Linked DNA regions of Homo sapiens: region 1 is linked to region 2. Evidence: chromatin loops called from intact Hi-C (ENCODE). Cell type or tissue: endothelial cell of umbilical vein. All regions are shown on one strand. Links, peaks and the distances in the headings refer to the core of each region. The heading gives the core; the rest is flanking DNA.

Evidence for each region. Peaks named below come from ENCODE experiments on the same cell type or tissue, not always from the same donor. Only the 100,000 strongest peaks of a DNase experiment are listed, where the experiment ranks them.
Region 1: it touches region 2 in a loop (9-fold over the local background); 5 of 110 quality-filtered maps call a loop at or near these places.

What each region holds. Positions count from the first base shown.
Region 1 is chr9:4,588,165-4,604,513 of GRCh38, forward strand. SPATA6L (spermatogenesis associated 6 like) reads right to left here. Exons shown (of 12, transcript NM_001353486.2): 11 at 16,015-16,105; 12 at 10,152-12,645. The coding sequence ends at 16,016. Among named protein-coding and RNA genes, the nearest start is that of PLPP6, 66 kb to the right of the region's middle. In endothelial cell of umbilical vein, for the core only: no CTCF peak of the experiment used is centred there; DNase peaks (open chromatin) are centred at 4,927 and 8,367; H3K27ac peaks cover 1,350 bases.
Region 2 is chr9:4,375,699-4,392,047 of GRCh38, forward strand. It overlaps a transcript of GLIS3 not described here and the pseudogene RNU6-694P. Among named protein-coding and RNA genes, the nearest start is that of GLIS3, 84 kb to the left of the region's middle. In endothelial cell of umbilical vein, for the core only: a CTCF peak has its summit at 7,153 (motif pointing right); a DNase peak (open chromatin) is centred at 7,303.

The sequences.
Region 1 (16,349 bases), core at 4,279-12,278, 210 kb after region 2:
CATCTCTACAAAAATGTACAAAAATTAGCCAGGAGTGAAGGTGTGTGTCTGTAGTCCCAGCTACTCAGTAGGCTTAGGTGGGAGGATCACCTGACCCTGGGGAAGTTGAGGCTGCAGTGAGCTGTGATAGCGCCACTGCACTCCAGTCTGAGCGACAGAGACCCTATATTTAAAAAAAAAAAAAAAAAAAAAAGTCTTACCTCTCAATATGATGGTGGCTTGGTTTCACTACAGGAACAATCCTGCCCTCTGAAGTAAGATTACAAGCTACAAATGGCTGTGTTCAGAGTGATCTCTGATGGGATGGTACAGTCCTGCCTGGAATACCTCAGTCATGAGGGGATTCTGCAGGGGGCGATGGACTCACTTGCTGTGATAGACAACAAAGGAATGAACAGCTCCCTGTTTCCCACGGAGAGGATCCTATCTGCTCATAAAAATGCCTATCACTACCTGGCCAAAGGAATACTGGGTAGTTTCCTTTGTGTACAACGTGGGAGAAAATACTCAACAACACAACTCCTTAGAAAAAGATATTTGTTTGGAAGAGCTGGTGCCCCTGGGTCTCCATGTGACTTTGATTTTGCCTAAAGTTTACTCATGAATAGAGAAATGGTGTTATCAGCTGACGAATGACTTTATTCTTCCAGCAACTCTTTTTTAGTCCAGTGGGTACAAGGCCCTTTATTAAAGCATACCCTGATTCTTAGAAGAGCCATGGGAAGTGTGCTTGGCTTATACTCAGGCAGTAGGCCAGCTGCAGTGTTTGCTTTGCAGGGGCTCAAGAATCTTCCCTCCTGGAACAGAAGACAGGAAATGGTCTAGCAGCCTTGGAAGGCTGCTAGAAGCTTCTATGCAACAGGATTGATATTCTGTATTCCCCAACTGCCCAGCAAGGGACTATGGAACACGATGAGTGGGCACACAGCTCTGATTCCTTACCAGCTTTGTGTCCCTTGCCAACAACCGAAACCTTGGTTTCCTCTTCCATGAAATAGGAATAAAAATTATTTCCTCACAGGACTGCTTTCAGCAGTCAATGAGAAAATGCATGTGATGCATGTAGCAAAGATTCTGTTACAGACTATGTCTAACGAATGCTAGTGCCTCTTCTCCCCACCCCTGCTTCTGGGAAAAAACTATACCCTTCTCCCTCCCCCATTTATTAACATGGGGTAATCCGTAGGGATGCAATTGCTGTTCCAGTATTTTAGGATCCGTGTCCCTGATGTGATGAAGGAATGAAGCTCCTACCACGTGGTGCTGGCTGGGTTATCACAGCAAACAGTATATCCAACCTAGTGAGACTTCGTAAACAGCCCCCATTCTATAAAGGGGAAACCCTTTCAGAAATGGGACATTTTAATCTAAAGAATATCAAACTTAATTTTTTCTATAAAGTGTCATGTAGGAGGTAAACAAAAAATAAGTGTTCGCAGTCCTTTCCTATGCCCTGAAACACAGAGAGGGGTTTGAGATGCTTGGGCTGTGTGAAGCTGAGATGTACCTTCACATAACACCCCTTCAAACATCCTGAAAATGAGAGTACAGCATGAAGTTCACTTTTGCAGTCAGCCTATAAATCTTGTGTGACTCTTCAAAAACTGTCTCCCCACCTGATGGAAGCAGGGCCCCCCGTGGGGCTTTTTAATATACCCTGTGGGAGGAAGTGTACCTCTCTGCAATCCTAGACTTTTAAAGTGAAAGCCAGATAATATAAAGAAGAAGAAGCAGGCCTTGTTAAATTAGCTTTGGGAACTATATATTTATATATTTTGACACGGAGTCTCACTCTGTCACCGAGGCTGGAGTGCAGTGGCGCGATCTTGGTTCACTGCAACCTCTGCCTCCTAGGTTCAAGTGATTCTCCCGCCTCAGCCTCCCAAGTAACTGAGATTACAGGTGTGCACCACCACGCCCAGCTAATTTTTGTATTTTTGGTACAGACAGGGTTTCACCATGTCGGCCAGGCTGGTCTCAAACTCCTGACCTCAGGTGATCTGCCTGCCTTGGCCGCCCAAAGTGCTGGGATTACAGGCTTGAACCACCGTGCCTGGCTGGGAACAAAATATTGACCTGTATATGGAATTGGGTGAGTGTACCTAAGTGTATAAAGTTATCCATCAAGGATGGAAATGATCGGGACATTTCTCAATGGCCTGGGCTGCATGCACAGTGCCACAAAACTCCTAAGCAAGCAGTGAGATCTAACCACACAATTGATGTCCCATTTCTTCCCTTACTAGGGCAAACCACTGTCATGTGTGATTTGGAAGGTGTCTCTCCAGAATTAGGGTGACACTTATGGTTTCATCTACAAATCTCCGCTTGGCCTGCCACTTTTAAGGTATCACCAAGTTCAAAACAGTTATGAGTAAACCCCCAAAAGACAAGATAAACAATTACATTCCTTTGATTATTCTGGTTGGAGAAAATGAGAAAGGAATGCCATTGCCTCTTCTAGGGGATTTCCACTGCTTTCTAGAAGGCCCCAGCAGCCTGCAGCTGGGAAGCTCTGGCCCCGCGGGGACAACTCCAGGATATTACCTAGAGAGAAACTTGCCTCACAAAAGCACTGTTTATCAAAAAATGGAGGGAGGCAAATAACCCTGGAACTAAATGCAGAATCAACTAAACTGAGCAGTAGTGTCTGGATGCCTGTCCCCCATTTTCCCTCCAAGAAGCTGCCTTTTTCTGACAGACTGCAGGCTCTGGTAGCTGCCATTCCTCCATAACTCAGGAAAGCCATTACCAAGTGTTAGCACAATGTCGCATCATCTTCTTTCGCTTCGGGGCACTTGAGGGAATGCGATGCAGAGTTGCATCATCTGAGCATTTCAGGGTCAAGGGTCTGGCTGCAGGGGAAGGTGTGAGGAGTCTGGAGATCTAACACTGGCCAGGATTTGCTTTGCCTTTGTCTGCGCCCCATGGAAAGTACCTTTTCCAAGGTGAAGGTAAGACAGATTGAAATGACTTTGGTCATCCTGGAAGGGCAGTCGCTGGAGAAAAGGTACTACTCCTTCCAGTGTATGAGCATGCCTTCACAAAGAGCTCAAGGCATGTACATTTTAAAGATGACTTTGATCCTCCTCCAAGCATTCAAACATAACTTTTATTTAAAGAGCCCTTGTGTTGTGTTTCCAAGGTTATTAGCTTAGCTTGGCAAGAATAACAAAAGGCCAGCCAAAAGGCTTTTCTGAGCCAAGGGCTTAAAAAAAATTATAAAGGTTTTCCAAAATGAATCCGAGGTTATCCTGTCCGGGTCTTTAGGAAACTAGGCAGGTCTGATGGATCTCAGAGAAGTGCTACTGTATAAATTCACGTGATAAAAGAAGGCAATACCAGTCGGCGATAGAGGGACACTGGCTGATCCATCCTCAACACCTGCTTCTGTCTTCCCAGCATGCCAAGTTGGCTTTACCTCTCAGGTACTTTGGAGCTAATCCTCCCATCTTCTAATTTAGCCAGAAAGGTTAAGGTAGAAAGAATGTGTCAACTTCACATGAATCACAAATCCAAGGCTCTCTGCTCCATCAGAAAGGGCCAGTTAAATTAGAAAAACATGCCACTGCAGTTGATGAAAAAATTAGACATGCAAATAAGGCCGACTCAGCCTGCAAGGATATTTAGTCTGCTTTTCTCACCACTGTGAAAATGTTTGCTTCTATATCAATCCAGGCAGACAGTCACCTACCCTATTCTTGGGCATCATTACCTTTCCTAGAGATGACACTCTAAGGCAAATCAACGTCCAGTTTCTTTTAAGGTGTTGACCTAACAGCTGAAGGTATCCCCTGAGCCTCCCTGCCAGGATGAGTGCCCAAGCAAGTGGGATGTCCTGAGCCCAGAAGGAAAAACAGCAACAACAAGCCAAGCACAGTGGCTCACAGCTATAATCCCAGCACTTTGGGAGGCCGAGGCGGGTGGATCATCTGAGGTCAGGAGTTCGAGACCAGCCTGGCCAACATGATGAAACCCTGTCTCTACTAAAAATACAAAAATTAGCCAGGTGTAGTGGCACATGCCTGTAGTCCCAGCTACTCGGGAGGCTGAGGCAGGAGAATGGCTTGAACCCTGGAGGTGGAGTTTGCAGTGAGCTGAGATCACGCCACTGCACTCCAGCCTGGGTGACAGAGGGAGACTCCATCTCAAAAAAAAAAAAAAAAAAATCACAGAGGAAGAACATTTTTATTTACTCAGCAGACGTTGGCATTGCAATTACTATGTGGCAAGCAGTGCTCTTACCACTTAAATATGAACTCATTTAATTTCATAACAGCATCATAAAGTGGGTACTATTATTATCCCCTTTCCACAAACGAAGAAACTAGCACAAAACATTAAGCAACTTCCCCAAAGACCACACAACAAATAGATCGCTCAGCCATGTGGCTGCAGTGTCACTGTTCTTCACCAGGCATTGTAAGGCAGAGAGTGCCAGGAGTGCTAGAATATCAATTATAACTCAAGTCTGGGGTGATCTAAAATGTTCAAAGCAGATAAGAATCATTGGCTAGATCTACTGCATAGCATAGTAGCTATAGTTAATACTGCATTGTATACTTACAAATTTGCTAATATAGTAGCTCTTACGTTGTGTTCTTATCATATCCCCCAAAATAATTAATAAATAAAGAAGGTGAGAGGAAACTTTTGGAGATGATGGATAGGTTTATGGCATAGACTTTGGTGATGGTTTCACAACTCACCAAGTTGTACATGCTAAATATGTACACCTTTAGTATGCCAATCATACCTGAATAAAGTGGTTTAAGAAAAAAAGAATCACTGCTAACACCAAGCACTAACTATGTGCTGAGATTGTACTAAATATTTTACATGCATAGTCTCATGCATTCTTCTTAACACTTCTATTAGGCAGGTCATATTACCATCTGTTTCCCAGTTGAGGAAACTGTGGCTTAGGGAGGTTAAGTACTTTGCCCAAGTTCACAGAGCTGGGACTCACATGATTCCAAGTCTTTTCCTAACTATTAAGATATAATGCTTCAAAATGCCTAAAAAGTAAGAGGAAATGCATGACAGTATCCAATCGTCACCTCTTTACAAGCTTTCTAATCATGACATTTTATTTGATACAACCAAATTTGCTCCTTCAAATTGCTGTTTGTTTTCCCATTCTAGCAAAAATTAATTTTAAATATGTCTAGATTATCTCCCACCTCATCTAGCTGCCCAGCCTCACCTCCTTTATGGTATACAATATCATTGTATCCCTCCCTTATATCACCTTTAAATCTTTCACTCAAACCCCAACTCTCCCCAAAATCCCTTTCTTTTCCAAAACCAGGGATGGGGAGTTGTCAGGATAAAAACTGGAACCCTATTTCTCTTTTCCTTTTCTTGCCAAATTTTGGGGGCTGCTTTTTATTCTTTATACTGTGACTCCATTTCCTCCCCACTCACAAACACCTAATCCCCTACAGTCGGGCTTCCACAACATTCCTGAAACTCCGAGGTCATCAGTGCCCTGCTCATGAAATCCAAAAGGCATTTTCTCAGTCATCAATTTTTACTCTTCTGCAACATATGTCACTGTTGATTAGCTTTATATTCCACTAAGTTATTTTTCCTTGGCTTCCAAGACATTACCAGATTCTGCCCCGCCTGACCGTTTTCCACCACTCTTCCACAACCTTTGTAACCTCCTCCTGCTGCTCCCTTACTGTGGGTCTCATCTCTCCCTGTGCCACACACACAGGGTCCCCTCAAATATTTGTGGAATAAATGAACAAGCTCACATCCTTCTGGTCTTCCTCTCTCCACCAGATACTCCTCCAATATTATGGATTCCACTACCATCTCTATGCAGATGATTAACAAAAATGTGTATCCACAAAGTCTACAGCTGCCCTTGGTTTCTCCTGCCCTGATCTCCAAGCCAAACCTCAGATCCCCACCTCCAACTTCTACTGACCACTTTCTGTTGGCTTTTCCACCATCTTTTTAAACTGAACTTATCCAAAATCAATCTCATCAATCTTTTCTGTAGTCTCTCTTTCCCAGATTGGGAATTGTGGGTTTTTGTTTTTTGTTTTTTGTTTTTCGGAGTCTCGCTCTGTCACCCAGGCTGGAGTGCAGTGGCGCGAACTCAGCTCACTGCAAGCTCTGCCTCCCGGGTTCATGCCATTCTCCTGCCTCAGCCTCCAGACTAGCTGGGACTACAGGCGCCCGCCAGCATGCCTGGCTAACTTTTTTTGTATTTTTTAGTAGAGACGGGGTTTCACCGTGTTAGCCAGGATGGTCTTGATCTCCTGAACTCATGATCTGCCTGCCTCAGCCTCCCAAAGTGCTGGGATTACAGGTGTGAGCCACCGCGCCCAGCGGGGAATTGTGTTTTTAAAAATCACCATTATTTCCCCTACAATCTAGGATCATAAACATTTCTTCTTGCTTTTGACCCCAAGAGGTTTGAGGTTGCAAGGCAGGTCTATAGAGGTTGGTGCATTTATTTGAATCCGTCTGCTCTGGGATTCAGGTGGGAGCCCCTGAGTGAACAGTGATGCCTCTTTGTGAAGCGAGTGACCCAAGACTTAGCCTCTGTCCAGACATGAATCACTGGACATGGTGTACTCCTGCATTTTCTCTTCCCACGTAATTCTTGAATAAACAACTTGTATTTTGATAATCCTCTAAATTCTATTTACAACCATAAGGCCTTCACGATAAGAACAAGATTCAGAGGGATTAAAAAAATACTAAACAAAATCCCAGACAAGGCCTCCATTCTTCTCAACACCCACCTTGACCCCTAGTAATTCTAAGTGTTCCCTATTCTATCTCCCTGGCCAAAAAGAGACCACAAAAAGAAAAGTCCCTAAAGGATTTCATTTGAGCTCCTATTTTGTTCTCTTAGTCGTTGAGTTCATCTTGCCTCACACATCATGAAGAATATGAATCCACAAAATGAAGGACACTGTGTCCTTATTTCTGCAGGGCAATTATTCTCTCCATCAATACCTCATTCTGCTGACTAAGTAGTTCACCTTCACTTTGTAACAAGCCCAGGCCACCGGACTTAACCACTTCTTCCTTAAAAGGGCCAGGTACCTCCCCCATACACCCACAGGTTTTTAAGCACCCCTAAAATAAGTTGTCTCATGATGTCTTCCCAGCCCTGATGTCTAATCAGCCCTTCTCTTTCCTGTGACTCTCCTACTCAGTTGAGGTTCTATTGCCCTAATTTTCAGACTTCTTCAAAGGCTTTGTCAGAGTCTCCCCACCGCCAGCCTCTACCTACTCCCAAACCATCCTGCACAAGATCATCAGATTAATACTTTGCTTTCTGGCTCCAAAACTCTAACGGCTTCTTATTGTCTACAGCACAAGTTGAAAATACTCGCCTGAATATTTAGGACACTTCAGAAGATACCCCAAAGGACATTTCCTCTTCTCTATATACATATGCTTCATTATACTCTCCCCAGTTGCCTCACTCTCCCAAATCTCTTCTCTACCTGGTCTGCCTATTTTTTAAATGCTGAAAATAAGTTCTGGGCCTCCAACACCAATACCCCACTGTTTCTAACCTCCTGAAACATACAGAAGCAACAGTATCTTGGTACATAATCAGATACTGCCTTATATTATTAAGTTAATCAATATGAGACGATTATAAAGTAATGAAATTGAGTTCCACAAACCTCACTGTAAATCAATACCATTATTTTATACTACTAAACAGGAGTCAAAACTGGTGGCTTTGGGCAAGACCCAGCTTCAGACCAGCTTTATGTGGGCCACAGAGCCTTTGGCTGGTTTAGATTTGAATTTGAAGATGAACACCTTGTGGGAGGATGGGGTGTTACATGCTCCACTTCACTCCAGCTCCCATCACTCACCATTATTTCAAACTCAACTGCTTCTGACAGTCACAAATCCTGCCTGGTCCTAAAGACATCCGAGTTTGCAACACCTTTTGGGAATCACACTTGAAATATCTCGTTTAAGGTCTCATTGCCCCAGTAAGTATGGAAACTTCAAGAGGGCACGGGTTGAATTTTACACCCCTTAGTGTGACCCCTCCCGACCCCACAGGGTCCTGCGCAATACTGAGCACACAGAAGGAGTTTAACAAATACAAGTTGAGTGGGTCCATGCGAGGCTGTGGGATCAATTTTGTTAACTGCAGGGCTGGGAGGAGACCCAGTGAACAAAGGACGTCATCCTATCCCTTAAGCAACAACAAATGAGCTTTCATAATGAAGAGTTCCCACCATGAATGCAACGCTTCCAGCAATAACACCTACTGCCACTGCCTACGGTCTGTTCCTGGAAGTCATCCCAATAAAACAAGTATGATGTTTATCTCAGTTCAAAATTCCAATTTCAGTGAGTGTCCGTTCCTGGAGAAAAAGGAACAGGAAAGTTTATTTGGGGGTGGTGGGGAGGAGGGGACTTCCTAAAAATGCCGTTTACAAACATAACATTTCAATGACAGGAAATACGAGCAGAAAGCCTCTCTTGTTGGCCTAAACAAGAAGTGGTTAATTGTTCCAACTTCTGTCAAGAGACCTTAGTTGCTCTGTTATTCTGAAATGTTCTGAGTTCATGTTTTTCAAACCCTTTAAGTTGAATTATCTGTGATGCCTCAGGGCCAACCAGGTGGCAGCAAAGGGGTGACAGGAAGTGGTACAGAGAACCTGAGGTTTGGAAACAAGACAGAGCAGGGTTTGCAAACTGGCTCTGACGCTTGCTTTTCTGAGCCTCAGTGTCCTTAGCAAGAAATAGGGGGAGCAATGCTTTCCTCAAAAAATTAAATGAGATGAGAATAAGAATAGCTAATGCTCACTGAGTGCTCATTTTGTGCCAGGCACTGATTTAATGTACTTTAAATGTATTATCTACCAACAATAACATTATTAGACAGATACTATTATTACCTCCATATTATACATAAGGACATTGAGACACAAAGAGGTTAAATTATCTGTCCAAGGCACTCAGCCTGTAAATGGCAGAACTAGGATTTAAATCCAGGTACTCGGAGGGGCGCAGTGGCTCATACCTGTAAGCCTAGCATTTTGGGAGGCCGAGGCGGCAGATCACTTGAGGCCAGGAGTTCAAGACCAGCCTGGTCAATATAGGGAGACTCCTTCTCTATTTTTTATATATATAAAAAAAGAAAACAAAATACACACACACACACACACACACACACACACACACACACACACACACACACGGTGGGGCGTGGGGGGTGAGGTGGGCGGAGCTAATGGATCACTCTAAAAGACGCAGAATCCCAAGGAAAAATTTTGGACTAGAAACTCCTCATTTTGTTGAAGAAGCTCCATCAACTCAGCCATCAAGAAAAGGACCCATCTGCACCATGTAAAAGCTCCTGTCCTAGACATGACCCTGTTTTGACCAAATTCCCTATGTGAAATTAAGCATAGGTTCTTTCCTTTGATAAACAAAGTAACTTCATTGCCATAATTTGGTGCCCCTAGATTCAGTGTGGAGGATGGGGCTCCCAGGCCAAAGGAGCAAAGGGTTGGGGCTCTCATCACTGTTGGCAGGGTTCCCAGCACAAGGGAAGAGAGAAGAGGTCTCCCTAAGACCTGCAGGTCCGCTAAGTAGTGCTAGGAGGGGTCCCCTAACCAGAGAAAGACAGCAGTCCCATCCGGTGGTACTAGTGGGTTCTCTGGTCACAGCATGGACTACAGAGCATATCCTGTTCCTCAGGCTGCCCTCCAGAGAGCCCAGCGGGCTCCTTTGATGGACCAACTCAGGGGAGTACTGGCTATACTGAGAGTAGCCTGGCATTTGGGTGCTAGGGCTGAACTCACACACATACCCATCAGTCTTCTCAAATTACACCTAAAACCCGCCACCTCTTTTATGTCAAACATATCATTTGCACTCTCATTTTTTAAAAATCTCTTTTATAATTCATGGCCTACAGGCTTCAGCTAACTTTGGGTCAGTCAGGTGACCACAGAGAACTGGCCTCATTGTACAGCAGCTTTTGTTTGGAGGGCCTAGGTTCCACAAAGGAGATTTTCTTAGGAGCCTCTGCAAACCAAGACCCCATGAAACATGCCCATAAAATATGCTCCAGGCTTTGACAGATCTGCAACCATAAAAATCAAGAAAGGAATTATAAACTGAAGCAAGACAGATGGGAATTCTTTTTATGATGTTTAATGACACAGATCTTCCCAAAGTAATCCAAACCCCAAAACATCACAAAATTATTCATACTATTATACACTCCAAAAGCAAAATACTTCAACTGCAATCCTTGCCCCAGCATGATTCCTCAAAATTGAGATAACTCCTTGAGAAACAAAAGTAAAAATAATAATAATTTAAGGAATAGAGTTAATAGATGCAAAAGTAAAGGGAAAAAAAGCGTAATTTAGTGTGAAAACCAAAAATGACTTTAAATAAGAATGGGCATTTAAGATCTTATTAAAGAGTTATGCTTAAACCATTTCAAAAAACACTGAATATTGAATGTCATGGTGTATATTTTAACAATAACTGAAATGGGATACCAATTCATTAGTGCTGCTTTCCTTTAGCTGCTTACGTAAGCAGCCCTCTCCTGAGACTTATAGCGTAACCTTAATGTAACACAATATTTTCTTACTTTTGATGACTACTTAGAGGTAACATCAAAACAACAAATTGACAACCATAGTTTCAGAGAGACTGAGAACATATTAGCATATGTAATTTAAGCTTGCTGTTGGCCTTGCCAAGGTGGAATGCTGGTTGTGATACAGGTTGAGTCTCCCTTATCTTCAGTGCTTGGGACTGACCAGAAGTATTTTAAACTTGGGTTTTGGTTTTTGTTTTTGTATTTTGGAATATTTACATAAACACAATGAAGTATCTTCAGGATAGGGGATAGGACCCAAGTCTAAACACGAAATTCATTTACGTTTTATATACACTTTATACAGGTAGCCTGAAGGTAATTTTATACATGATTTTAAATAATTTGGAGCATGAAACAAAGTTTCGAATGCATTTGACTGCACCCTGCCACATGCAGTCAGATGTGGAATTTTTCACTTATGGTGTTATATTGGTGCTCAAAAAGTTTTGGATTTTGGAGCATTTCAGATTTCAGATTTTTAGATTGGGAGGTTCAACTTGGATATACCTTTATTTGGCTGAAATTCTAAGAAGAGGATAAATGAATTTTGTTTTGTTGTTTTTGTTTTTGGAGTTCCTTTTCTGTTTTAATTTTTAATTTCATTTTCTTAATTTACCTAATGAACCAATCCCTATGATTACAGTGAGAAAAGAAAACTTGGCTCTCACTGAATCTTCTAAAAACTGAACAAGTTTTAGGGTAGTGTCTTACTCTATTCAGGCTGCTATAACAAAATGTCATAAACTGGGTAGCTTACAAACTACAGGAATTCATTTCTCACAGTTCTGGAAGCTGGGAAGTCCAAGATCAGAATGTTGGCAGATGCAGAATCTGGTGAGGGCCCTCTTCCTGGGTCAGAGATGGCGCCTTCTCGCTGTCTCCTCGCCAGTGGAAGGGGCAAACGAGCTCCCTTGAGCCTATTTATAGGGCACTAATCTCATTTATGAGGGGTCCACCCTCACAACCTCATCACCTCCCAAAAGGCCCCATTTCCTTAGAGGTTAGGATTTCAACATACAAATGTTGAGGGGACACAAACATTCACACTATAGTAGGGCTGGTAGAGGAAAATGCTATGCTTACACTATGAAGGAGGGAAATAAGTTTCCATTTTCAGGCCCCTCTTCTCTGGGTCTGTATCAATGAAGACAAATGTGCCTCTAGTCTCCCTTTATCCCAGCCCCTTCCTATTCCTGCTCCCTCACACTGTGTAAGCATTTCATAGATGCACCTTCCTAACTAACTTTAAAACCTGGCATTGGCAGTCCTATCTGTAGAACCTATTTACTTAATGTGTAGTTCTTTTGGAGAAATATTTGAGGAAGGTTTTGTTCCTCATCTAAATTTACAAAGAATTGCTGGAACGAAGGAGTAGGAAACAGAAGGAGCAGTTTAAACTACGCTCCAGAGGAGCCAGCCTCCTCTTACAAATTTATCACAGACATTCAACATCTAAAACAAGATCTGAACTACCCAGACGTAATGCTCTCTTTTCCAAGGTTTTTAGTGGACTTCACGTAAATCAAGCCTAACACTAAGAAATAAACAAACAACAACAAAAACGGATCTACCGAAAAGAGAAAGTCAGGTTGATAGTCTTTCCTGGAGGATTTATCAGGTTATTCCTGTGAATAGCAACTTCCTCTAGCTCATATATAATTAATTTGAGAGAGAGAGACAGAGAGAGCCAGAGAGAGCCAGAGAGAGAGAGAGGGGAAGTGTTCAGATAAGCACCTGCCACCCAACTACAGCGCTTTCTCTTTCATGTTCAAAACAAACATGCAAAAACACAAATTTTCCAGCTTGACAAGAAAATGTTAGCCCCCAAACAGCAAACACTTTAATCAACAACTCTTACCTGGGCACAAAAGACTGAGTACAGGGTTTGGTTTAAAGGGGATTAGACATCAGTGACTCAACACAGACAACAAAAAGTGTTCATTTCTTTAAGGATGCTTCAATTGTCTCAGTGAGTGAGCTCTTCATGATTCTCCTTAAGCTTTCATTAATTTCCCCTGCAAAATTTGAAACATCACATTCTACATGTGGTATTGAGAAAAAGGCAAACAATCAATACAAGTAAGGAGAAAAAGATAATGTCATACTACCCCAATCTTGGCATGTAGCTATGCCTTGGGATCACTTAGTCTCTGAGCTTTTTCCCCAGATTCCCACAACAGAATAACCCAGTGAGCATCTGTGTGACCTTGGACAATTTACTTGACGTCTTTGTAAAATATCAGGATGATGACAGAGTATCTACCTCTTACTATTATAGTGAAGAGTTAGCATTGCTACATAGTAAATGTGCCAAAATAGGTGTTATTCAGTTGAGCTGTTAAACGTGTTCCAATTAACTATATTCTACTGAACAAATTTCCTTCCTTCCTTCCCTTCCCTCCTTCCTCCCTTCCTTCCTTCCCTCCCTCACTCCCTTCTTTCTTCCTTTCTTTCCTTTCTTTTTGATGGAGTCTTGCTCTGTAATTTGGCACTGCACACTGGGGGCCGGGATTTCACGGCAATTATGCCTTCCAAGAGAACTAGGGATAATCTGAGGGGTTTCTTTACGGGAGGTTTTTTTTTTTGTTTGGTTTTTTGGATGTTTGGTTTTTGTGTGGTAAAATTCACCAATTTTAAATATACAAGGGATACTCTGTTTATACCAAAAGTACCAAGTCCCAAAAGATCCAGAAATAGATGTATTCCAACCCCTTCAACCCATTTCTTCCACCCATTCTCTCCCTCTACGTGGTCAGACAATGGGACTCATTGTTTTTGGCTCAAGAATCCCTGACCTTTTTGTGGTAAGAATCTACTTTTTCATCTCCCTGAGATCTCGAGATCGCTGGGGAGCCAGGACCTGGCAGTGAAACAGATATGGAGAAGGGGAGGGACAGGAATTGGTGCTGCCATTAGAAGAGAGTCCTCAAGAAAAGCCGGGACTGGGACACGTAGTGGGAGCCACTGGGTTGTGTGTGGGGGATGCCTCCTGCCTGGGGTCTGTCCTCCCAACCCACAGGAGTGGCTCTGGCTGTCCTGTTCTAGCTATTTGATCTTGCCTGTTTGGATCTTTCCTGGACTCACTGAGATGGATGCTCAGCATCTTTCAAATAAATGCCCCGTTTGCTTAAGACTAGCCAGAGTCACTTGGGTTTTTCACAATCACTAAAGCTTCACTAAAATGACCCTCCAGGATCCCAGCCTCTCCAGGAATCCATGACTCAAGAAGCGGGGTCAGGGAGGATGGTATGGAGACTTCCAGAGAAGGTATTCTAAGCGTATGCCAAACTACTGGGTGGGAATTCCTGTTGTGTGGGAAACCTATTTTCCAAGAAAGAATTGACGTTTTTTTTTTTTCTTTTCTTACCTTCTCTCTATCCCCCCACATCAATGTCCACATATCAGCTGGTTCAGGGCTCTATGTAACTTGATATTACCCATGTTGAAATTCAATGTAATTTGGCATTTGATAATCATGTGGGCTATGTTCCGTATAACCACCTAAATAATTGCCTAGACGGCAATTATTTTGGTAACCAGAGAGTAAATGGCCCAGAATCCGTCCTTTAATCTAGCAAGCAGAACGTTCTAAGGTAGAAGCCTCCAGAATGGGCCATTACTGAGCTGTCCTGCACATTCCTCTGTGCTAAAGGTGGGGAGCCCTGGCCATTCCTAAGGCAAGCCAACTTGTTCTGTAAAGCATGCATGACCCTCAAAACAGACTTTCAGGAGCCTGACTACAGTGAAAACTTAGCAGGTCATCCCACACTCCTTTATTGTTTAGAAAGACGCATAATTATTCTGATCCTGCTGACATGAGGACTATACAGGACAAAGCTATAGGATCCTAGTGGGAGCCTTCCAAAGGCCAATGCCCACGAACTCTGCTTGGGTTCCAAAGGGCCCTCCTTCACACATGGGGAGACATGGATTTCCATGTAAGATTACACTCTAGCTTTGAAAATGCAATAGAATGTAGTGGTTAAGAGAATAAAGCTCCACCATTCACTAGCCATGTCACCTTGAGCAAGGGACCTAACCTATGCCTCAGTTTTCCTATCTGTAAGATGGAACTAATGATAGTACCTATCTCATTGGGTTGTCCTGAGAATTAGATATGAATTTGTTTAATACATGTGAAGTATGTGTACTAGTCTCAGCACTCAGGCCGCATGTCATAAGGAAGAGCGATTATTATTCTGGGCTTGAATGGAAAAGAAAAGAATATATGAGAAACGATGATGTCCCACAATGTGGCTAACTACTTGCCACAGATCTGAATTCTAGAGTTGCCTTGTTACATGCATTCATAATCAATGCATATTCAACATGCATTTATAAAAACTCTTTACTGCGACCGGGCACGGTGGCTCACGCCTGTAATACCAGCACTTTGGGAGGCTGAGGCAGGCAGATCACGAGGTCAGGAGTTTGAGACCAGGCTGACCAACATGGTGAAACCCCATCTCTACTAAAAATACAAAAATTAGCTGGGTGTGGTTGTGCACACCTGTAATCCCAGCTACTCAGGAGGCTGAGGCAGGAGAATCACTTGAACCTGGGGGGTGGAGGTTGCAGTGAACCAAGATTGCGCCATTGCACTCTAGCCTGGGTGACAGAGCTCCATGTCAAAACAAAAACAAAAACAAAAAAAACCCTCTTTACTGAGCAGCAACCATTGTGGAGGGTCAGGTGATACAGAGACAGCAGCAGGGTGGAGATGGGTAGGCAGGTTCTTGTTCAGTGCACACACCTAGTACATGTGTTTGCAAAGTTAAATGTGATTCCATTGTATGGCACTAAATACTGCGTATAAAGCAGTGAACAACAGAGACAGATTCTCTGATCTCATAAGGTTTCACTCCAGTAGAAGAGACAGATTTTAAACAATCAGCCCAGATAAAAATATAATAAGAAATTGTGTCATAATTTATGAAGGAAAAATGCTGTGTACTAAAGGGTACACATCACAGAGAGAGGGAGTGTCGTGTCATAGAAAATCATAAGCCTGGAAGGACAAATAGAAGTTATCCAGGCAGAGTCAGGAAGACATATTCCAGATGGAGAAAACAACATGTGCAGAGACCCCATGGCAGGAAAAAGCTCCGTGTTCAAGAAGCTGAAAGAAGGCCGGAAAGTCTATTAGATAAAGGGTGATGTTGCGGGCAGGGGAGATGATTACAAGAGGAAGCAAGAGAGCTGGAAGGCACGTGCACTGCAGTTATCATACAGAGCAAGGGAAGAACGCAGTTCTCAGGTCTCCTCCAAGTCTCCTGTCCTCCACACTTTCTAGTTACTTCATATTGATAGGAGGAAACTGAAATTCTTTTAGCAAACCAAGATAAGGAGAAGCACTTAAGCTGCTTACTTACATAAGACAGTACCTTAAAAATATCTCTGTTCATGCAGTGAGTATTTCTTCAGAGGGTAGCTTGGTCTTTCAATGATATAATTTACTTCAGAGGTAGAATCTTCCTACAATAAAAACAAATCCAGCAATTATGTTACCCATAACATAATAGAGATGGATGATACCCAGATGTGTAGTTTTGCATGTAGGAGGTCTGTGCATCCCATTTATGCCGTTATATGGGGTTCACTATATATGTGTGTATATAGAATCTTTCTTTTTTTGTAGAGACGAGGTCTCATTATGTTGCCAGGCTGGTCTTGAACCTCCTGGCCTCAAGGGATTCTCCCTCCTCAGCCTCCCAAAGTA
Region 2 (16,349 bases), core at 2,780-10,779:
TAAAATATGTGCACATAAAACAAATGTTAAGAGTATTTCCTGTTGCCAACCAATAACAGTCAGTGCGAGTGGGAAAGTTTTAGAACCTTCTAAAACACTAGTACTTGACAGAAAACATGGTTGTGTGAGTCTTTAGCTCTCCTGTCGTGATAGTAAGTCATTCCTAAGAAACTTTGGAATAGTACAAAGATCACAAGAGCAGGCATTAGAATAACCAGTTTCTAGTGCCAGCTACACGTTTCATTGGCTCACTTAACTTCTCAGTCTTTGTTCATCTGTAAAAGAAAGTGAGTCCCTGAGCTGTGAGCTTCACAGGAATGCTGAGGTCACATATGAGACATATGCTGAATTCTGCTGAAACACCAGACAAAATATAAAGCCTTATGATCGTTCAGAACAGTTGGGTTAGCAATCTGGATTGAAAAAAAGTTGGGGTGGGGTTTGGTGTGCGCTCCTTCAAAGTTCTCAGGCATGACTCTGGTGGAGAGATTGTCCCTGAAGCAGAGACAAATGGTTCCTTTCAGGGGAAGATGTTAGGAAGGAAACAGGTTGGTGGGGAAAACTTACGAAAGAAAAACTAATTCATCTTTTCAGGTGTCAAGAATTTAAAGCATTAGGAGTATCCAAGGAGAGATTTCAGAGGCTGAAGATTGTTTTTCCTGGGGAGAGCCTTTGAAAAAACAATGGAAGACATTATTCAGTTTAAAAAGTAGAATCTATATGCTCTCTTTCTAAACACAAGAGCAACAGAAGAAACCACAAAGGAAAGACTGACATATTTCTATTTATGTTTAAACTTTATAAGCCAAGTGTCCAAACACAAAGCTAAAAGACAAGCAAACCTGACTTTTGTAAGTCATTAGCAAGTCACGAAAATAGAAGTCATGTAGGTAGTTGGTTCCGTCCTAATATGCCAGTGGGTACTAATGTAAATATACATCTTATAAAAGAAGAAATATAACTTTTTCACCCTGACAAAAAAGAAAGCTCAACCTATTGTAATCAAATAAATATAACAAAAACTATTAGATACTATTTTTAACCTATCAAATATGAGAAAAAAGTTTTAATGAGAATACTCAATGCTGAAAAGGCTACACTGAGATACTCCTGTGTTCTGGTGGGAGAGTATACAGGCACAGTCTTTGCAGAAGGTGACTTTGCAATATGCATCAGGATGCTTGCAAATGCGCGTGTTCTTTGAGCCACTGATTCCACTGCTGGAGGCTGATTAGTGCAATGGCAAAGGATGCAGGCTCTGAGCCAGACCACCTGAGATTGCCTCCCAGCCCCACCACTTACTAGCCCAATAACTTGGCAGAAAATTCCCTGACCCCTTTGTGCCTCAAAGTCCTGATCTGTAACACAGGGTTTGTGACGGTTAATATTAGGTGTCAAATTGATTGAAGGATGCCTAGATAGCTGGTAAAGCATTGTTTCTGGGTGTGTCTGTGAGGGTGTTGCCAGAGGAGACTGACATTTGAGTCAGAGGACTGGTAGAGGAAGACCCATCCTCGATGTGGGTGGCCACCATCCAACTGGCTGCCAGCGCATCTGGAACAAAGCAGGAGGAAGAAGGTGGGATAAGCTGGCTTGCTGAGTCTCCTGGCTTTCATCTTTCTCCCATGCTGGATGCTTCCTTCCATTCCTCCCACCCTAGGACATCAGACTCCAGGTTCTTTGGCTTTTGGAATCTTGGAGTTACACCAGTTGTTTGCTGGGGGCTCTCAGGCCTTTGGCCACAGCCTTCCCTGCTTTGGACTGAGCCACTACTGGCTTCTTTCTTCCTCAGCTTACAGACGGCCTATCGTGGGATTTCACCTTGTGATCCTGTGAGCCAGTTCCCTTTCATATATACATATATCCTGCTAGTTCTGTCCCTCCGGAGAACCCTAATACAGGGTAATAATGCTATCTTATTTCGCAAAGTAGTGTGAAGATTCTATTATGAAATGTAGGCCATCTAGAATATGGCTGGTTTTACATTATTACAAGACACTAATAATATTATTGTTATATAGTATAAGATGCTATTAATATTATTTTTTCATTATTAGACAAAGCTAGCAATAATCTGAAAGTTGCACTTGTTTAGGCAATATTTACTGAGTATTACTTTTAGTTGGGCAATGGAGGAAAAAACAGTCGTGATCTCTAACCTAAGAAGTTTTTAACGTAGTTGTAAAAAACATGCTCTTAGAAGTTCATTTAATAATATTTATAATAGCAACCAATATTAAATATTCAAAAATACATGTCTATAAGATTGTAAAGCATACCATGGATTACTCTGCAGCCAGTAAAACTTATGTGTATGAGGCTTAACTCCTTCATCTGGTAAATGGGTATACCACAGAACCATTAAAAGATTAGAATGATCGTGAACATGAGAAGACTTTGGAGATAGTAAAGTAATATACAAATGCTAATTATTACCACTTATGAGGGTGTGTAGAAGCTCAATTATGAAAGTAATTTTAATGAGCATTTACTATGTGCCAGATACTATATATATATATAATTAATCCTCAGTCTGGGTTGCCAGGTTTAGAAAATAAAATTACATAATGCCAGTTACATTTCAGTTTCAGATAAACAATGAACACTTTTTTAGTATAAGTATATCCCAGGTGCAATTATTCAATGTTTATCAGAAATATTTCAGATACACTGAAAACATATTCACTGTTTCTCCAAAATATTTAAAACATGTTTTTGTTTGTTTATATTTTTTTCTTTCACCCTCTCAGTCCAGCTTTTCCTGACTCTGGGAAGAACCAGGAAGAGAAGGCCTTAAAATATGTTTATACCAAAAATGTATTTATCTGAAATTGAAATTTGACTAGGCACCTGTATTTTCTCTGGCAACCCTACATCAATCCTACAAAATAGGTACAATAACTATATATATAATGAAAACAGAAAGAGAGATTCCATTTTGGTTGGTGCAATGGGAAATCACCCACTATTCCTAATATGGACTATGTAGAGAAGGAAATCCTAAATCCAGAGGCAGAATGAGAAAGGCACATATTATTTCTTGGTTCTTGATAGCATGTGTAGGGTAAACTTCCCTGAGAGCAATAACTTAAACACACCTTTAGAATGAGCTTGTATGGCAGAAGCACCTGAATGTGTGCTCCAAGTTAGGGAATCTGGGCATGGCCGACCTGGAGACTGATTCTTCCTCTATGAGGTACATCTGAGCCCCCATCAAGCCAAGTGTTTGGGTTAAATGAAGGGGATTGAGGCCAAGTGTTTTGGGTTAAATGAAGGCTGACAGGTGGAGATTGTTAAGGGAAGAGTGTTAAGTGAAAATGCTATATAAGCTCCGTGCTGTTTTCAAGTGCTTGTGGTTTTCTTGCCTAACCTGCAGCCTCTCGGCCGTGTCGTTATGTTATCCATCCCACCACCACTGGACTGTAGGAAGGCGGATATGTTGTCCAGCGCCCCATCACTGTACCATTTCTGTACATAAGGCAGTTCTCCTATCCAGCCTGTCACCACTGCACTCTCTCCCCTCTATGTAAGCTCCTAATAAAACCCCATGTCTCATTTGCTGGCTATGGGTCTCTTCTTCAGCCTCTTGAACCTGGTGCCTTCCCTACTGAGGTTAATAGGGGTTTGGCAAAACACCATGCTACTGTTATTTAAAATGTTATAATTTCTCAAACTATATTAATCCCAAATTCAAATGCTAAAGATAACAACATATTGCAAAGCTGACTCTAAATGCCTCTGGATTTTTCAGCCCTTTTGGAAGATTGACAACATTAGTCCCTTCTTTTAGTGCAAACTATCTAGAGATGGGAGATCAAATGTGGAAATGCTTATAAGATGTTTTTAGTTGATGAGATTTCAGGATCTGGGAGCTAAACCTTGAGTTATTTCATTGCCATTGGGTGGTGGCAGTTGACTTGTTTTCTGCTGTTTCAGTGGACCTTGAAATTATCATGACTATTTGCTTCACTTCAGTGTACACCATCCCGCTCCATTTGCAGTCAGCACCACTCAGGGAATAAAACATATTCATTCGCAGTGTCCCTAGCAATGACAGAGGTATTTTCAAATATCTTTTTGCTCTTGAAGAAAGGAGCTCACTTTGCTTTTGCAAAAGACAGGTGCAAAAAGGACCAATATTTGACACACATCATATTATATTGCAAAGAATAGGAGTGTATGTGTGTGTATGCATCTGTATGTGTTTTAGCATAGACATCAAACCAAAAAAAAAGGAGGTCTGTCTTAGAGGCAGACAGAGTGAAAGACCCCCAGGAGGACTTGGGTTCCAATCTTGGCTTTGCAAGTAACTAGTTATGTTACCATCCACAAGTCACCTACTCTTTCTGAGTCTCATTTTCACTATCTGTAGTGCATCAATATCTGCTCTATTCCACCGGAGCATTGTGGGACAAGGTTTCAAACCTAGAAGGCATCTTGGCTGTATACAGCTAGGAGAAGGAATTATAATTGGTTCATTATTGACTCTTCCTTAAGAAGTTCTAACAGAATAAATTTGCCTTCTTGCCTGCTAATTAGACATGTATTTAACTGTTTCTTTTTTAAATAACTCTCTGCTGTTATTTGAAATCTTCTATTATATGTAATAAAAATCTCTGTCACACACACATACACAAAGATAACAATTGGCTCTAAGCAAAATGATTTCAGAAATAAGGGGGCAAACTTCAAATTATTACTGCCCATCAAGGAAGTCAGGTGACAACAGAGTATTGTTAACAACAAAAATATTTTCAAAAGCACCAAAGAAGATAAAAATTTAAATGTCAGAGCTGAAGACAAAGATTTCTATCAGTACATCTCACACTTTTGCATAATCAGAATCACATAGGAGAACTTGTTAACTATGCAGATTTCCGGGCCTCACACCAGAGATTCTGAGTCAATAGGACTGAAGTTGGCCAAGAAATCTGGATATTTAGCAAGCTACCTGGCTGATTCAGAGGCAAGTAGTTCTTTGAGAATACTTTGAGAAACACTGGTCATTACCAATCAAATATGAACATATTGTTAAAATTTTTAAATAAAGTACGAAAGAAACTGGTAGAAAGGAGAATGTGGATTTAATTCAACATAAAGTTTTGGGATGGGAGATGCAAGACCCTCCCAAGAATAGAACGAGAAGAGAAGGACTCCCTGCAATGTCTTATCTCTCAAAATGTCTCTAAGGTGGATCCACAGGAGCTAGTTAGTGAAAACAATGGAGGAAAATGTACAAACCCAAGAGGAAAATAAGCCATATAAAATTAGAAGAAAAATGTGGGAGGACAGGCAGAAATGGCCAGAGGGTAAGTAGTCTCAGGGATGGTCAAATTGTTGATGGGTAAAAAGATAGGAGAAATTCAGTAGTCACTGGTCAGAGGGGAAATCTTACTCATCAAAAAGGAGAGGAAGAACCAAGTAAGTGAGAAAACAGTAAAAATGTGAATGACTTTACATTTTTAAGAAAATGACATACAATCTTCATGGAAAATTTGGTGGTGGGGAAATAAAATGAGTTCAACATGAAAATATCTTTAAAAAGTATCTTAGAGGAATTTTAGGATAGAAGATGAGAAAGTACTTTGAAAAGTATAAAGAATGAATTACATGATTATTGCTTGCAGTATTTTCATGATTATCAAATTTTTTCACTGTCTGCCTGGCTCATAAGGTAGTTAAAGAGGGCTCTATGACATTATCTTTGGATCCCCAGAGCCTAACAGTATCTGATATATAATAAGCACCAACCGGACGGACAAATGGATGGGTAAATCAAGTTAACACAGGAAAAGATAAGAGTTGCATGGTCACATAGTACTCACAAAGCCTTACAGGTTTCATTCTCTGATTTTATGAACACAGCACTCACGCACATTTTGGTACTAATATCTGCATGCATGAACCTCCAACTGGGGCATGCCTGTTTGTCTTCCTGAAGGAAGTACTTCTTGATTCATTTTACTTGGTGCATCAGTTGTCTACCTGCTGCCCCTGAGCTGCACTTTCACCTTATTCCATCCTGTCTGTATTGCTGGGGCTGTGGGAATCCACAAACTCCATTTTCCAGACTCCTTTACTACCTGGCTTTCTGTTATGTCTGGCAAGAGGAAGAGCCATTATTTCTTTCTTATACTCTCTTTGTTTCTGCTGTTGGTTCTGGAAGTAGCTGTGCCCCTTCAGTGACCCAAGGTTCTGCTGGAACTGCCCTTAATTGGTCCCGGCTGTGGCTAGGGAGACCATCCTTGGCAGTCCCAGCACAGGCTGGGTGGAATCCCTTAAGGCCTGCTCCTGGACTTTGACAGCTCCTCTTCAGTTTCATTCCCCCAGTTCCTAAGGCTGGTAGCCGCTCTCTACAGATACTAATCTCGGAATGTCACCCTTTTCCCTTTTTGCTTCTTTAGCTCCCTTGCTTATCTGTTCCAATGCCCGTAATACCAAAATCTGTAGTAAATCCCTTTTATTTGAAACATCTAGAGTGGTTTCTGTTTTTCTGGCCAGATGCTGAATGACACATCTGGAAAAATCAGGGTAAATATTATTACTCTAGGTATTGAAAGTACAGATTGGAGAACATTTCGTTTGTTCCAGAAGAATCCTGAATGAAAACCGAAATTCAACTGGAGAGTTAGAGCATTATTGAACAGTATGTGTAGGGAATAAAATGCCTTTCCCCCATCCTGGAATACCTCCCTGATTATACTACCTTATTACTGTGATTGTTTTTTAACTTCTCTGCTTTTTCACACAAATCTACAAGAATCTCCTCTTCCTGGAAGCCTCTCTGATTACCTCACACAAACATCATCTTGCTTAGTCTGAATTCCTATGGTTCTTTTGTTCTCTGACTTCTAGAGTATTTCTCCAGGTATGTTAGCAATCAGTTTTTCTCTTGATCACTCCCCAAACCTGAGTGATCATCAGAATCCTCAGAAAAATATAGATACCAGGCCCTTCTCCTTGTCCTAACCTCCTGAGACAAAATTCTAGAGTGATGAGTGGGTACTATAGGGTCGAGACAGCATCTATATATATTTTAATACCTCTCAGATGATAAACCCTTCAAGATCAGGGCCTTTCCATTTCTCATGTAGCTTTTACTGTACCTAATACAGTTTAAGCAGACCATAAAAATCTGTTCATTTTCTAATGAATTACATGAGGGAAGATTCCCAGGAAGACCAGCTGGTGTCACTACTGCCTAATTAATATTTCTGGCCCAGGGAAGGGCATCTCACAAAGCAAAATTTGACCTTACCTGGATTCACCGATTCTGTGCTTGAATCCATCTTCCCATCTGTCTATTTTCCTAAAAGGAAGTTGCAGAAACCTTGCCAAGAAAATAGACAGCAAAACTTCAGCAGTACCAATAACTTGGGTTTTCTGAAAGGAAATGATGCCATGACCTGAGGCTGCCAGACTTAATGTGAGAAAGCAAGAACTGAAACGAGTAGAAGTAGGCCTCCCACTGGCCCAAGGCCTAAGATTTCATTGCACTTGCTTCTTGGCATTAACATTCTGTAGAACAAGTTTCAGAAAAAAACGCTTAACGAATTTGCAAGCACAACCAAACTCCAACCAGATTGCATTTTTTATTCACCTTTTACAATCTCATTCATTTTCCATAACATTTGGAACTGCTGTTTGAAAGTTTAATTTTCCTTTTTATCTACTATTTTCTTATTATTGACTTAAATTATTCTTGATTCATGGATAAGCAAACTAATGTGGGTCTACCCTGAGTCATTTATTATGTATCAAAGATAACATAGAACTCTTCACTTCTGGCAGAAGCTGTTTAGTAATTACTTCTAATTACTAACAAATTAAGAACAGCATGTGCTCCAAAAGCAGTTTCTATACAAGCTCAAACCTGGCTATATTTCAACACTTCTAAATTCTAATTCTCTGGATGCAGAAAAAAATCTATTAAGATGGTTAAAAGGAAATAAAATCTAGATGTATAAGTCCAAAAGAAGTCTCCAAAAGTCCCCTATAACCTTTCTTAGGTAATATGACTTGATCATCTCCATTTGAACATTTACTTCCAGAAAAGTAGATTTTTGGGATAATCAGCCTCTTTGTGTTGATTGACCACAAACTTCTATGTTCAGAAGTTTACATTTTAATTAAGAGGGAGGTATTGAATGGTAACTGGATCTCCAGTAGTTGAAATGGGCTTCTCCTTGTCTAGAATAAAGGCCTTTGTTAGCTAGGTGGTCCTAGAGAGAGCACGAACCCCTCAATTCCTCTCCTTCAAGACTTACAGCCTTAAATATCCATGGAACTACCCCCACTTCTCAGGGAGTTTGTGTGCCATTGGCTGCCAATCAGTCATGTCATTTATAGGGCAGATGAGAGTAGTCTCTTTTATTTCCCACTTGGTACTGAAGAAGTTGTGGCCTTTGGGGGTTAACCAGTTACTGCCCAGCACACTGTACACAGATCGTGCCAATGAGGTGTACACGTTTTCCTCCTGCTCACTTTGTGGAGCACACTGGTGGTGAACACAGGGTGCTGGACCTTATAAGGGGTTTCCATCATGGAGGAATCTTTTGAAACAACAGCAGTGCTGCCAGAGGTGGGAAAACGGAACTACTTTTTAGATAATACTGTTCAGTTAGCCAGGACTCACCTTCACTGGAAAAAAAAAAACTTTTTAGAAATTCCAAATGAAGATAAAAATTTATTTTCTAAGTTGTCAATATCAGCTTTGTGTTCTTTAACAAGGACTATTACTCATGGTTGATTGTTTGCCAATGGCATTGAAATTGTTTCTTTTTCTCTTTCTTTCTCTCTCTTTCCCTCCCTTCCTTCCTTCTTTTCTTCCTTACTTCTTTCCTTTATATAATATATATAAAACCTCTTTCCTTTATATATAATATATATGTATATATATTTATGACTCTCTAATTTCTTCCCTGGACAGCAAGATGCCACCCACTGCCTTATCCCTAACCTAAATCATGGTCTCCCAGCTTACTGCTTATTCAAGGGCTAGGTAATAAATTCCATTTCCTTTTTAAAAATTTCCTTCACCAGCTGGTTAATATCCAGAGTCACGTGTCTTCCTCTTCCTACGCTCCCATGTCTCCCACTCCCACCCACTCAACCTCCAGCCCCGTGTACACATCCAAAACATATCAGATAGAAGACTTTCCTTTCCTTGAGATCCAAACTGGGAACCTGGAGCCAGACACTGTTGCACAACATTGGGTCCTAACTGTCATTGTAACGATTTTCAACTCACCTGTCAGCATTCAGCTATACAAGCTTCATAATGTTGCCCAACAGAGGCGCAGAAACCAAGGGCAGATGCCTCAGCCTTTTAGAAGTTGCTTGTAAAACAATAGTGGAGCAATATATTTTGAAGTGTGTTTTGAATTTCTTAAAAAAGGAAAAATCTAACACTCCTCAGAACAGTTTACTGTACACAGTGAACTCTTAGCACCTAGGATCTCATGGGTTGCAGTGTGCCTGCAGGACTGTTTCTGCATTCCCTTCGATTTCCCACATTCCGTTTCTTCGTGGATTCCCTCTGCAGCTAAAAATTTCAAGGATTTTCCCAACCCCAAAGATAGAAGTTGATACCTAAAATCCAAAAGCTGCATTTTCCAAGCAATATAGATGTTAGACTCCATGAACCTCAGACTTAGCCTGGGCTTCTAGAAAATACAGTTCTTGGCCAGGCACAGTGGCTCACGCCTATAATCCCAACACTGTGGGAGCCTGAGGCCGGTGGATCACCTGAGGTCAGGAGTCCGAGACCAGCTTGGCCAACATGGCATAACCCTGTCTCTACTAAAAAATACAAAACTTAGCCAGGTGTAGTGATGGGCACCTGTAATCCCAGCTACTCGGGAGGCCGAGGCCGGAGAAATGCTTGAACCTAGGAGGCAGAGGTTTCAGTGAGCTGAGATCACGCTATTGCACTCCAGCCTGGGTGACAACAGTGAAACTCCATCTCAAAAAAAAAAAAAAAAAGAAAAAAGAAAGAAAGAAACAAAGAAAGGAGAGAGAGAGAGAAAGAAAGAAAGAAAAAGAAAGAAAGAAAGAAAGAAAGAAAGAAAGAAAGAAAGAAAGAAAGAAAGAAAGAAAGAAAGAAAGAAAGAAAAGAAAGAAAGAGAAAAGAAAGAAAAAATGCCGTTCTTTTTCCTGGTGCACAAGGCTCACCCCAACCCTGAGCCAATCCCGAAAGAGATTCTAATCTCCTGTACCACTTACCATCTGTACCAATCATGCAACACTTAGCAGAGAATGCTTCAGGACACAAAGAAATATATTGAGATCCCTATTCCCATCTATTTATGGCATCTTTGCTGCCTCATCACTCATGGCCAACCAGTGACAAACTACCTCTGGGGTGAGAATTTATCCCTTCTGCAAATGCTTTATTTGGATTATTCCCTTTATTGTAACAGCACATGTCCACAGTAGAAATCAAGGGAGAAAAACAAGAGAGAGAGAATAAAAACAGAATCTCCTCTAATCACCCTAATCACCCTACTCAGAAGGAGCTTTGGTTACTAAGCTATATTACAGTTATCTCATTATAATAATAAAAATTGTGTCTATACATGTGTATTATAGGGCTGCAATGAACATTTTCATAGCCAAATCTTTTGTGTGTAGCCAGGAATATTTTTATTTTTGTTTTTATTTTTATTAGTTTTTCTTCATTTTCTTTTCTTTTTAAAAAAAATTATGATTTTTTTAAATGAAACACTTCACAAATTTGCATGTTATCCTTGTGCAAGGAGCATGTTAATCTTCTCTGTATCATTCCAATTTTAGTATATGTGTTAACGGTGGAAGGTGTACAGATTCTTGGCGTGTTGAACAAAGAATTGGACAACACACACAAAGAAGGGTTTTAATGAAAATGAAAGTACTCCATGGTGTGGGAGCAGGCCTGAGCTTGGGAGCTAAAAGGTCCCGTTACAGAATTTTTGGGAGTTGAAATACCCCCTAGAGGATTCCACTGATTACTTGGGGTATGCCCTATGTAAATGGAAAGGATGACATAAAGTTACAAAGTCATTTACTTGGCTCTATTCCCAATGGAGAGGATATTCCTGTCATAGCTAAAGTGTGAATTGGCCTTATGTTCCCTGCCTCCAGACCCTATTTTCCTGCTTCATCTCCCCACTGAGAGATGTGATCCCCATACATTTTATGAGAGTCAGAGGGACCGATGGTCTTTTTTCTGTAACTGCTTCATGCTGGCTTGGGGCATAGTCCCTGTTGAGGATCACAGAACTCTCACCCTACTCTGTCTATTGGTGGCAGGGTAGCTCCTTAAATGGCCAGGGGTGGTGTCTTCACCTGGAACTTTTGTTGCATGATCATCTGAAGCTTGATGGTCTCTAGGCAACAGGAAATGAATTTGGTTAAAAGATTTAATGGCAACTTCAGGGAGCGGATACCTACGCTGTCAGAAATGTTTGTTATAGAGATGTGCAGCAGGAAAAAAACAAAACCTGGACTGTTCTAGAATCTCTGTGCTTCCTTAAAGTCTTAGCATGAGCAATTCTATTTTGGTTTGGTTTGTTGGGGCCTAGTGTATGAGCTCAATCCAAAACAATGGCCTCCCAGAATTTTTTTTTTAATTCCCCCTTTTTTTGGTCAGGTTCTTACTTACATGAGAGTGTGACCAAAACTTACGGCCTTAGTGCCACTCTCAGTTACCATCATTTTGGGTTTCCGATTTCAGCATGTCATTCATAGGTTACGGTGTCCTCACGGTTGCACATTTCTTTCAGCTCTTGTCGTTCAAATTGGAGACAGACTATATGACATTCTAGAGATGGCTGCATGCAAGCATTTAAAATTTTTGAGAGAATACAGTGCAGCAGGGAGACTATTACTATGACTATTGGGAGGATAATACCAAGAGTTTGGAATATGCTCCTTATCCAGGGTCCCCATAAACCAAATCTCCTAAAATTAAATAGATCAAAGAATGAGCTAGGTAGTTCACTCATTTGACTAAGCAATTTCTTCATCAATCCCCTACCACTGAATTTCTATAATCTTCATTTGATGTATTTCCCCATAGGCCAAAATTGCCAGCAGCTGTACAGGTACTTTTCTGTTTAGCTAATTCTATTATTTAACATAACTTTCACAAGAGAATTTAAAAGTCTGTTGTGTAACTGTAGCCTTTACAGCAGAATTTGTTATAGAACCTTTCATGAGGGATACATTTCTAATCATTGCTTCTTTTATTTTAAACTGTGGAAAAACGACCTAACAAATGATGCCCTTTTAGAAGAGTGAAGGCCTTCTGGCAATGTTCTCTTTAACCCATGATGTGGGTTAAAAGGAGCGAACCAATGTTTTGTTTTTGACTGATTATGAGGCAACACATGTACCATTAAAGTTTCTTACCTGCATTCAGCCTTTGTCTTTTATCTATCAAAGTATAAGGTTATCCATGCGTAAGACTGGCTACAAACCCCTTCACAAATAAAAGTATACCCATAAGTGCACATAACAGACCCCTTTTCCACTTCTATGTTCATAGAGGAATAAGCAAGCAAAAAATATTAAAAGATAAGAGTTTCATGATAATAGAAGTAAGTCTTAATCTGTGAACTCGGGAAAAGCTGTTCACATCAAGGATGCCATCCTCTTCTTGGGAGAAATTTCCATGGTTAGCTTTACCTCCAGGGTTTATCTTAAGAGTAGAGAGGCAGGGCCAGGTGTGGTGGCTCACGCCTGTAATCCCAGCACTTTGGGAGGCTGAGGTGGGCAGATCACGAGGTCAGGAGTTCGAGAGCATCCTGACCAATTGGTGAAACCCTGTCTCTACTAAAAATACAAAAATTAGCCAGGCGTGGTGGCGTGTGCCTGTAATCCCAGCTACGCAGGAGGCTGAGGCAGGAGAATGGCTTGAATCTGGGAGGCGGAGGTTGCAGTGAGCCGAGATGGCGCCACTGCACTCCAGCTTGGGTGACAGAGCGAGACTCCATCTCAAAAACAATAAAAAAAATAAAAATAAAGTGGACAAAAAATAAAAGTCTCCAGAATTCATAGTACAATATAAAATCATCTAACATATATGTAATTGAAGTCCCAGAAGAAAGAGAGTAAGAATAAAGCAGGAAAAGTATTTGAATTAATAATAGCCAAAAACATTCCAAATGACATTAGATAGCTTTGGGGTTGTAAGCTGCTCCTGGAACAGAAGAGATGCTCCAGATCACACATTTGGAAAAGCTAAGCTCTTAGATTTTTCAAGAAGTCAGAAAGTGAAGAAAAGGGGATAGGGTAGGGGTACCAACAATTGCTGATTTTAAGGGGATTCTATATACAAAATCAAAGCAAGAGCACTTAAGCCGACTGAGGTGCCACAGCCTCCGTAAGCCTGAATTGGATGAATGACCCAGCAGCTACTGAGTACCTACTCTGAGCTGCATGTTTGATGTGCATTAACTGACTGAATCATTAGGAAAACCCTGTGACATAGGTATTAGAGGCTAAGAGCAATTCAGTAACTTGTCCAAAGTTGCACATCTGACAAAGGATAGAGATGAGATTCAACCTCAGGGCTAATTTCGAAATCAATTCTCCTAACAGCTCTGCTACCCTGCCTTCATCTAGGTTGCTAATTCATGAATATCTCTTCCCCTTCAAGGAAGTACTGGATTTCCCTCCTATACAATGTAGGGCGTGACATGACTTACAGCCCAGAACTCGTAGGTTGTGAGGGAAGGGGATTCATTTTGCCTGGATATCGCACAGTGCATAGAGCCACGTGGGACTTCCAAAGGCTGCTGGAACTAAAAAGCCCTTGTTGGTGAAATATGGTCCTGTAGAGTCTGCATTTCCAAAGGTTCTTGGATCTTGAACTAACTAAAAATTTAGAGTTCAATAGAAGAATCTAAATCAAAATAACCAGCTAAATATACTTCTTAGTCCTGGACACTGGAAGTATGCTAACTTCTGCCCAAGACAATCACATCACGTCAAGCCAGAAAGCCATATTACAAAAACACCTGCATTTGAGGAAAGACACACAGACGGCACCGCATACAGACATACAGGTGCCCAAGTGCAGTGAATAAGCAGATGTCCAAGAGGGAGTGAACAGTTCAGATCAATTCAACAATAATTTGTTGAACATTTGCTATATTTCAGGCACTCTTCTATTGGTTTATCCTGCCAGGCAGCAGTGCTCGACATCAAGAATCTGTGGCAGATACGTAAGAAGCAACACAGTGTGATAAGTAAAATGAGTGACACATATAGAACGTTCTAAGACAGTGGAGAAGGGAATTATTCACTCATTCTTTCTTTCATTCCATCAACACTTCCTGAACAAATACTATGTGCTGCAATGGGCTAAAACCCAGACTAATAAAAAATTTCTGGCAGAGGAGAAAAGAGAGACATTTGAGGTAGAGGGAACCACGGACATGTATAGATGCCTGAAAGATCATGACATGTTTGAAGATCTCTGAAACATTCCAAATTGTGGAGAATAAAGTTGGAGGGGGAAAGCAGCAGCCGCAGCTGAAGTATGCAATCACTTCTATGTATTGAGAGCAATCATTCATAATATGCATAGGGTGCAATACTTTGCACTATGTGCAGGAAAGAGCATAAGTAGACTTTGTGGCAGTCTAAACCCAGATATTGTTTTTATATATTACGTACTTGATAAAAGTCTTTTTTTTTTTTTAAACAGGGTCTTGCTCAGCCTCCCAAGCTGTAGTGCATTGGAGCATTCATATCTCATTGTACCCGCAAACTTCTAAGCTCAAGTGATACTCTTGCCTCTGCCTCCTGGATAGCTGAGACTATGGGCACACACCATCATGCCCAGTGGTACTTGATAAACTTCATAAACTGCAAGTAGGGTTTATACGCTTATACCCATGGGAGTGCCCAGTCTCTCTGGCCTCATACAGATATCTGTGGTGACCCTCTGAAGAGGGTGAAAAGTCAAGGGAGTTAGGAAATCACCTTTCTCTCAGGCTAGAAGATCCAGAGTTGGTGGTGGCTCTTCCCCACCCAGTAGTCCACTGTGGGACAGGACAGATACTCATCCTATACAATGGGGCTACCTCTCCTTATCCTAACTTTCTACCTTCCTTGGACTCCGCTGGGACAGGGTTTAGATCACTGTCTTTCTGAAAGATTCATGTATGACCCAAAGCAGTAGAGAGCTGGAGGCAGAAACAGGAATCGTACCTTTTTAAAAAAGTTAATGCCCTTTCTTATGTCTCAGAAGGGAAACAAGTTCTCCACATTGGGGCCTTTGAGAAAGTATCTCCACAAAGGCTTGCTTCCTGCCTATTTCTCTGTCTACTCATCCTCCTGTCTTCTCCTCTGTTTGGATGTCATTCCTCTCCATCTCACTCTCCCTTTCTATCTCTGCCCACCATCGCTGCCAGGATAGAAAGCCCTAGACCCAGCCACCTCTTCAGTCTGTAATATTCTGCTGCCTCTGGCTTTACCTGGAGGTCAGTGAGGCTTCCTCTGATCCCCCTTTCATAGATGCACTCATCTCTGGTGGAAGGGACAGTGGGGACATGGGGGGTACCTCACCTCCAGAAGAGCCTGCCTCCAGGTTTCCTTCAGAAATTCCTTAGAGACCATCTAATTTTTCTGTGAGAAAAGCAATTTCTTCCAAAGATTGCTTGTCTAGTCTATATAGGGGGTGTGTTCTCTTATTGGTATAGTTTTAACTCTACTTCTTTTGGATTAATAACAGTAGACTTTTTTTCTGAGCCTGTTTTCATTAAGGTTTTTCCCAATAACTGAAAAATCACTCTGCCTGTGTCACCTGGCACCAGGTTCAAGTAGTTTCTTCCTCATTGCTAGATTTATTCCATTCTAAGAGGGGTGTGTGTGTGTGTGTGTGTGTGTGTGTTGGGCTCGGGTAGGTTGAGATGGTCAGTTTATTCTACCAGATATGTAAATATTTAACCGAAATTTGGGGGAAAATTATATTTTAAAAATCTCGATTAAGAGCAGGAAATTCAGATAGAGGTTTGTACTGTCAATAGGGATTTGGTAAAGCACTTAGTACAATGAAACACACATCCAGTACCTGGTACTGTTAATATTCTTACAAATGTACATATTTTTGGGGAGGAATGTAAATTAGTTCAACCATTGTGGAAGACAATGTGGCGATTCCTCAAAGACCTAGAACCAGAAATACCATTTGGCCTAGCAATCCCATTACTGGGTATATACCCAAAGGAATATAAATCATTCTATTATGAAGATATATGCATGCGTATGTTCATTCCAGCACTATTCACAATAGCAAAGACATGGAATCAATGCAAATGCCCATCAGTGACAGACTGGATAAAGAAAATGTGGTACATTAT